Linked DNA regions of Homo sapiens: region 2 is linked to region 1. A link is an interaction called in ENCODE POLR2A ChIA-PET data of the cell type or tissue named here. Cell type or tissue: A673. All regions are shown on one strand. Links, peaks and the distances in the headings refer to the core of each region. The heading gives the core; the rest is flanking DNA.

Region 1 (4,399 bases), core at 320-4,319:
CTTCACCGCCCAGCCCCCTTGCCCACCCCTGTCATTTGGTGCTCAATTTCAGATGCCTGCCCATCCCCTGCCTTGCTCCAAAGAACTTTGGTAGGTAGAGGAGGCACTGCTCCAGGGCCCCAGGAGCATGGGAGTATCCTGAGGCCAGTCGGTGCCTCCAGGGCTCTTCCCGGCCTCCTCCAAACAGCATGTTCTCTTCTCCCTTCCTTGGGGCTAAAAGGAGTCGGACCATGTGAGAGTGGAGGGTACTGAGGTTGTGCTGGCCTTTGTGCTCAGCACCCTCCATCCACTGCCACCCACCTATGCCACTCTCTTGGCTTGTTGACTGGCCAGGCTGGGGACGCAGTTTTCTTACATGTCCAGAGCAAAGCAGTAGAAGACAGGCCAGCACTGCAAGCTTGAGCCTACGTGCTCCAGCATCTCCGAGCTCCCAGGCATCCACCCACCCCACACCTCAGCCACTGGCTCCTGGGCCCTGGCAAGTGCCACATTCCTGATGTGGTGGACGCTGTCCCAACTCATGTCAGGCCAGGCCCAGAGGCAATGGGAACTGATGGACAAGATGGATCACCACCTCCCCACCTACACAATTATTGTAGACATCCCACCCGAAAGCTTGTTCTATAGTTGCCATGGAGGAATGCCCCAGAGGAATGAATTGGTACCAAGGTCATAGTGACTTCATGCACCAAACGCAGGGAGGTATAGCAGTGAAGTGCATAGACTTGAAGTCAGGTTAGCTGCGTTTAAATCTGAGGTCTACCACTTCCCAGCAACTGGGATCTTGAGCAATTATTTAACTCCTCTAAACCTCAGTTTCTTCATTTCTAAAATGAGACTAATAATGGTAGCACACTTCATAATCATCAAGGAAGACTAAAACAATTGTTACACCAAAAGTGCTTAAAACAGGGCCTAGAACAAAATGAGCATTTCATAAATGTTGGCTATTGTTACTTTTCTAGAGGTCTTTGGATTCAATGAATCAATATGACAATACATGACCTTGTGGAAAGACACTAATGGTGGTCTCCCACACATCAAGTCACAGAAGTGGGGGACATAGTTTTAGGGCATTGGGAAAGCTGGTGTTGCTCACAGGGAACTGTCTGATGTAGAAAAGGGCTTCCCGGGAACTGTGAAGTCAGAAAAATTGGTCAAAATCATACTGATTGCTGTTAACATGTCGGAGGCAGGCAGGCTGCAGAGACAAAGCCTCTGGGGTCTCCTGATCACCACTGCGTAAAACCCAGGTTATTCTCCAGCACCCCTAGGACAATCTCACCCCACAAGCAAAAAGGATGGTTGTGTGAACCCTGCTGTTGTAAACCTGGGGCTGGGAAAAGTGAGACCAATTTGTTGGATAAAGATGTGAGGACATTTAAGCCCTTGCCATGCATGAAGTTAGGAAGATGGCAATCATTTTTGCTTATAGCAATGCCTTAAAACTTATCCTATATCAGCAGCTGTGACTGGGAAGAGCCCTGTGCTGGGAGTGCAAACGAGACCATGAGCTTCTTGAGGTAGGTGTGGATCTAATCAATTGCCTGGCACACAGATGATGCTCAGTAAATATTGGCTGGATGAAGTCAGGAAACCTGTGTTCCAGTCTCTGCTCTGTAGGGAGCCAACAGTGTCACCCCGGTCAATATGCCTCTCCTCCAGGGTTGCTGTTCCCCATCTGCCTCTAGACTTGATATCTGAGATTCCATTGAGCAGTAAGATTCTGTCCGTTCCCAGCCTAGGAGCTTGCTGCCCACCTAAGGAGACCTGTCTTGCTGTAAGACCCTCAGGCCTTGCCCTCCTCAACCTCAGCAGGGAGACTGCCTGCCTGAGTTGGAGGTGGTGTGTGTGGTGGAAAGGCAAGGCTCCATGTTTTTTTCCTTTTGACTGCTCGATAGTGGAGCCTCAGACCCCTTGCAGGAGGAATGAGTCGGTGTGGGGAGGGTAATTGAGCCGAAACTGGCAGGAGGAGGAGAATAGGTGCAAAGGAAGTCAGGGCAACCAGCTCCCTGGGGAGAAGCTGAGAGGCAGCAAGTAGAGGCCGAGCCAGAGATGATAGGAGAGGGCCCAGCAGCAGCAGCGAACAGCAGTGTGGCTGGGGAAGAGCAGATGGGGCTGGCAGATGGGAGCTGACAGGCTGCACGGGCTGGCAGGCAGCTCAGCATTTCTCAAGAGGCAGCTCCGCTGAGCAGCCAAGGGGAGATGGGGAAGGCTGAGCTATCAAACCCTTTCTGCTTCCCAATCATGTCTTTCTCTAGGAGACCTACAGGAGAGGATTGGGCCTAAGAAGTCAGGGTTGCCTCCCACAATTAATGATAAAATTTCAATTCGAAATCAATAACTTAATGGAATGAGATTTCTTTTCATCTGAATTGGGAAGCATTCATTAAATACCTACTCCGTGGCAGGCCCTCAGTAGGATGCTAGGTGAGAAGGACCTCTCTGCCGTGCAGGGGAAGCTCAGTCAGGAAGTAGAGCAGGCAAGACCTCAGACTCCAGGCAGACAGTACCACAGTACAGGTGGGCAGTGGGCCAGCTGTGGGGGAGGAGGGAGGGCCACTGGAACTGGGAGGGGACGTAAGACAGGAAGGCTTGGCAAAGGCAGCAGCATGCAAATTAACTCTCCGTTTTCACATGGAGGAGGTAGGGCCTTCTGACTGTGTGAGTCAGCTTGCAGGAAAGTGCAAAAGCCAGTCTGAAACATAAAGAAATATTAAGACATGCAAGGCCATCCTTGGTTTCCCTTTAGTCTGGTTTGCTTAAGGGAAGCTTTCTTCATCCAAAATAGAACGTGGTTAGGGGGTGGGGGAAGTAAGAAGCAAATCCTACCATCGTGCTCTGGATCCCATCTCCCACACATCTCCTTGCTGATCCCACCCTGGGACACTTACTCAATTGATTATCCCAGCTCTCTTCAGTCTCGAACTTCTCCTCTGTTGGTCCCTCATACCATCTTTGAACTTGATCCACTATCTCATTAATAAACAAACTATCCCCTTTCATGCTTACTTCTTCTCTGTCTCTTTCTCACTGTAGCTAAATATCTTTAAAACATGGTCTATATTGTCTTAGAGTTAGTCCTGCTGCTGCCTTAGTCTTGCTGAAGAATGGGAACAGAAGATGGAGATTCTGAATGGCCAGAAAGAAGGGCCTGGCCACAGACAGCTTTGCCTTTCTCTGCACCGACCAGGTAGGGATCACAGGCCTCAGTAGTGCCGATCCCTTCCAGGTTTTGTGCCAGAAAAATTCCAAGTCAAGCCCCTCAAAGGATCACAAACTGCACCATTGGCAATGGCTTGTTTAACCGAACTTGAGAACTGTTCTTGACCCCGCAACCTGGTATTGTCTCTAAAGGTTTTACCCAATCACCTGGGGATGCTGTCTTTCAACTCTCAGATTTGGAAGAGGATGAAGAGGAGGTACCACTCTATACTTCAGCAGCCACTTCAGTGGAACAGAAACATTCAATATCCAAGCAACAGTAGGCATCCTCCCACTACCCAGACTTCAGGATAGGGACTGGCTACTATTGCTGTCTCAAACCCAGGAAAGCGTCTGTCATAGACAAACCGAGCATTTTCCCTCCTCACCACCTATGAGATATTGCATGTCTCTGAAATCACTCAGGTTGCCCCAAGCTCAGTCTCCCTTTATAATTCCAGGAGAAGCAGTGATAGCAGTTCGCTTATCACAATTATAAATTCTCCTGCCAGCTACTACAATTCAGCATTGATGAATCCACAAAATGTATGGTTTAAGACTTTCATTAAATCCTCCTAATGTGGGCCAGTTGAAGAGGAGTTTAGTAGACAGCTGAAGAGATTAGAGATAGCTAGAGTGATAGAGTCCTGATGCCCAGGAGAATGGAAGCTGCCAAGATGTGGTGGCTTACATCTGTAATCCCAGCACTTTGGGAGGTCAAGTTGGATAATCACTTAAGCCCAGGAGTTTGATACTAGCCTAGGCAACATAGTGACACCCCATCTCTACAAAAAACTAAAAAATTACCCAGGAGTGGTGATGTATGCTTGTGGTCCCAGCTACTAGGGAGTCTGAGGTGGGAGGATGCATTGAGCCCATGAGGTTGAGGCTGCAGTGAGCCATGATCACGCCACTGCACTCCAGCCTGGGCAACAGAGTGAGAACTTGTCTCAATATAAAAAAATAAATAAATAAATGCAGTTTGTTGGTGAATTGAAAAGGAATCAGCCTTTCAGTCATGATGGGTAGCCTCTGACCTCCACTATGTACATCCCCACTAAAATTGGGTAGGTGTCCTGTAGGACTGAGACTCAGCAGTTAGCTGACCTCTTGTACAAATTTGGATGCGAATAGTTATGCGCTGACTGAAACATCTGGTCTGGTTTGATTTGAGAGAAAAGAAACATGGCAAAAA
Region 2 (4,399 bases), core at 160-4,159, 420 kb before region 1:
AGATTACAGGCGTGAGCCACCATGCCTGGCCTGGATCGCCTTTTTCTCATCTCGGAATTAGGGGGTTTTAGAATCTTTAAGGTCCCTTTTATCTGTAAGAGTTCCAGTACTTTTTTGCTAGTGTCTTCTGCTCCAGTTAAATATATCTCCTTACTCTACACGGTTTTTTATTTTTCCACATCCTTTGGCATACTAGCATAGCAAAAGTCATCTCATTCTTCTGAAAGAGCCTCCTCCATCTTCCATTCTCCAAACTGCTGTTGCCTTACTTAAGTCCCGTTTTCCTTCAGCCTTTGCTGGCATATTGTTTATGTTTCATATTGATCTCTGCTTTGTTAATTTTAACTTTTTCTTATCCTGGAAACTCCTCAAGGTATAGTTTTCTTAATTCTAAGCTTTATAGACCTATAGACTGTTATGTGCAGGTACTAAAATGTAGTACCTTTTTACTAAACACAAAGCACTTACTTTTCTTTTGTTCTGTTGCCGTAGTCATTCCAAATAAATCTAAGTGAACTATTGATTTTGATACAAAGCAACAGCCTCTGCCACACTGAAGAAGTGAGCTTTAAGCAGAGACTAGAAGGGTAAGTAAAAGTTAGGAAAAGAAAAGCCTAAGGGGGAAAATGAAGTTCAGAGAGGAAACATGTTGAAGGAACTAGGGCCAGAGAAGGCAAGGTCTATTGTGGGAACCCAGAGAGACTTGGTAGTATTGGAAGAGAAAGTGCCTGGGGAAAAGCGCAGATGAAACAAGGCTGTGCAAGTAATCGTGGTCCAGATCTTGCAAGGCCTGGTAATCCAAATTAGGAATTTTGGTGTTTGTCCTAAGGTTTTAAGTGGGGGATAGGTACACTTTTTTTTTTTCAGATGTGCATTTTTAAAAGCTTCAGTTGAGAGGTGAATAATGAATTGGGAGAGGGGAGCTTAGAAAAGGGGCTTGAGGCCAGCATCGTGGCTCACACCTGTAATCCCAGCACTTTTGGAGGCTGAGGTAGGTGGATCACTTTAGGAGTCTGAGACCAGCCTGAGCAACATGGTGAAACCCTGTCTCTACAAAAAATACAAAAAAATTAGCTGGGCGTGGTGGCATGTACTGGTAGTCCCAGTTACTCGGGAGGCTGAGGTAGGAGGGTGGATTGAGCCCTGGAGGTCCAGGCTGCAGTGAACGAACCATGATCGTGTACTGCACTCCGGTCTGGGTGACAGAGTCTCAAATAAAGGGGGGAAGTTGAGAGTACAATTTGGAGGAAACCAGTTAAGCTGTTTAAGTATGGGATTGTGCAGTAGGGGTGGAGAAAACTTAGGAGAGTAGAGAGAGATTTAGGTGTTCTGTTGGGAAGAATTTTCTTCCCAAACTTGTCTCACTTTGTTTTTACAGAAGATGTACTCTTATCATCTGTAAAAAATATGTATCAGAGTATGTGATAGACAATATGTATACCTGTGTTCATGTCATCTGAGGATAAGTGCTGGAGCAAGAAATCAATATATAGTACAGTTTTTAGGTCATTTGGCTAACCAGCTGTTAAATTGTATGAAAGAGGCAAAGATAACATTGAGCAAAAGCAACAGGAATTTATTACTGGTGTGTCAGGAAAAAGGTTACTGAGGGGTAAGGACAAATCAATGGAAAATGATTACCTGGGTTGTCTTATCCAACTGTTCCATTCAGGGTTATAATATTTGGATCCTTTTAATAAGATTATTTGCCTATAGTGCTTATAGTGTGGAGCACCCAGTAAATAATGTTAAATGGATGTGACCATGCCAGGGAGTGGGAAAGTTGTTAATCTGTTTTTGAAAGCCTTGGATTCTAGCTATTATCTTTTAGCAATAAGTACAAGTACCAATGATCTTTTGCCCATCATTGCTACTTTGGTATTAATGAACTGGGCAAATTTGTCATTATATTGAGATGGTTAAGTCCTTGGAAAGTCAGATTTGAAATGTAAAGACTTCATTTATTGCTGGAGTCAAGAGGCGCAGCATTTTCAGGAAGTCAAAAATAACTTTTTATGCCAGGTACGGTGGCTCATGCCTGTAATCTCAATATCGTGGGAGGCCAAGGCAGGAGGAGGATTGCTTTAGAGCAGGAGTTTGACACCAGCCTGGGTGACATAGTAAGACCTCATCTCTGAAAAAAAAAAAAAAAAAAAAAAAAAATTAGCCAACTGTGGCATGTGCCTGTAGAAATTAGCCAAGCGTCCTGGTGTGTGCCTGTAGTCCTAGCTACTTGGATGGCTGAAGCAGAGGATTGCTTGAGCCCAGGATTTCGAGGATACAGTGAGCTGTGATCACACCACTGCATTTCAGCCTCACTGACAGTGGTGAGAACCTGTCTCAAAAAAAAAAAAAAAAAAAGAATCAGCTGTTTTTTTTTTTTAAACCTTTATTTTAGGTTCAGGGGTACATGTGCTGGTTTGTTATATAGGTAATCTATATGTCACAGGGGTTTGGTGTACAGATATTTTGTCGTCCAGGTAATAAGCATAGTGCCTGACATTTATTTTTTCTGATCCTCTCCCTTCTCCCACCCTCCACCCTGAAGTAGGCCCCAGTGTCTGTGGTTGGCCTCTTTGTGTCCATGTGTTCTCGTTCTTTAGCTCCCACTTTTAAGTGAGAACATGCAGTACTTGGTTTTCTGTTCTGTGTTTGTTTAGGATAGTGGCCCTCCAGCTTCATCCATGTTGCCTGTTGCTGCAAAGGACATGGTCTTGTTCTTTTTTATGGCTGCATAGTATTCCATGGTGTATATGTATCACATTTTCTTTAGTCTACCATTGATGGGCATTTAGGTTGAATTTCATGTCTTTCCTATTGTGAATAGTGCTGCAGTGAACATATGCTTGTGTCTTTGTGGTAGAATGATTTATATTCCTTTGGGTATTTACCCAGTGATGGGATTGCTGGATCTAATGGTAATTCTGTTTTAAATTCTTTGAGGAATTGCCACATTGCTTTTCACAATGGGTGAACTAATTTATACTCCCATCAGCAGTATAAGTGTTCCCTTTTCTTCACAACCTTGCCAGCATCTGTTATTTTTTGACTTCTTAATAATATTCATTCTGACTGGTGTGAGATGGTATCTCATTTTAGTTTTGATTTGCATTTCTCTAATGATTAGTGATGTTGAGCAATTTTTCATATGCTTGTTGACTGCAAGTGTGTCAAAAATAGCTTTTTAATTTATTGAGTTGCTATTCACATTGAATTGAAAATATCTGTAATTTGCCTCACAGATTCTGATATATAGTAAGTTTTCCACAGATGTTAATTCTGTTTTTGTTGTTGTTGTTGTTTGAAAGCTCTCCACCTAGGAAGAGAATTGCCTCCCCACTTGCAAAGGCAAGTTTAATAGAACATAATATCTTTATCCTGTGTCTAGAAATTGCTGTTTTAGCTGAGTTTCAGAGTAGAATATAAATAAGAGTCTGTTGGTTTTTCTAGGCCATTGTGATTCTGTATTTTCTTCTCACCTTGTGTTAATTGAGGTCAGAATGAGTCTCAGCCACACTGTAAGAACCCCGGTGGTCTGATACTGACTTTTTGTACATCACACCCTTGCTGTGGGGAAGACCAGTGAAAGAATTCTGAGTTGTCCTTTCCCCTTGGGTGAACTAAATTTGTCTTTATGGATAAGAACTATAATCATTTAATATTAAAACATTCTGAAAAATATCCTAGAACTTGTACTTTTTTCAGTGCCCAGTGTGAAGATCTGAAATCATAAGTAATCTTTTATTATGTTTTTTGGGTAAAAAGTTGGCAATAATGTTACTCTGCCAAATGCAAAATTTTATAGAGTATCTAGTTACGAATCCTTTTTTTTTTTGAGATGGAGTCTCACTCTGTCGCCCAGGCTGGAATGCAATGGCATGATCTCAGCTCACTACAACCTCTGCCTCCCGGATTCAAGTGATTCTCCTGCCTCAGCCTCCTGAGTAGCTGGGATTACAAGTGCGTGTCACCACGCCCAGCTAATTTTTGTATCTTTAGTAGAGATGGCGTTTTACCATGTTGGTCAGGTTGGTCTCGAACTCCTGACCTCATGATCTGCCTGCCTTGGCCTCCCAAAATGAATACATTTTTAAAAATTTGGTATTTCATGAATTCTTTTCAGTATTACTTTATGACCCCCCTATTCCTAGACAGTTGCTACAAACTGCAAATTTTCTATTTAGATTCTTTCACTAAATACTTCAAGTTACATAAAAGTTGTGTTTATGTTTTTTGATAGATTGTTAAAATTAGGTGAACAATATTAACATTGTTAATGGAAAACAAATTTAGAAAATTTGCTTCCTTTTGTTGTTCAACAGGTTGGCTTAATTTTATGATAAATACTTACACATATATTTTAATAGGTGCATTTTGTAAAGGAGGTACTTGGTTTCAG

The links. Peaks named below come from ENCODE experiments on the same cell type or tissue, not always from the same donor. Only the 100,000 strongest peaks of a DNase experiment are listed, where the experiment ranks them.
Region 2: POLR2A ChIA-PET joins it to region 1 with 9 read pairs; 4 of 35 experiments call an interaction of 5 or more read pairs at or near these places.

The regions. Positions count from the first base shown.
Region 1 is chr1:114,350,887-114,355,285 of GRCh38, forward strand. It overlaps the pseudogene LOC100421116. Among named protein-coding and RNA genes, the nearest start is that of TRIM33, 160 kb to the right of the region's middle. RefSeq lists enhancers at 1,614-2,114, 2,115-2,615 and a silencer at 1,981-2,275. In A673, for the core only: no CTCF peak of the experiment used is centred there; a DNase peak (open chromatin) is centred at 2,575.
Region 2 is chr1:113,932,648-113,937,046 of GRCh38, forward strand. The region is part of intron 1 of HIPK1 (homeodomain interacting protein kinase 1); the gene reads left to right. Among named protein-coding and RNA genes, the nearest start is that of HIPK1-AS1, 5.3 kb to the left of the region's middle. In A673, for the core only: no CTCF peak of the experiment used is centred there; no DNase peak of the experiment used is centred there; H3K27ac peaks cover 1,500 bases.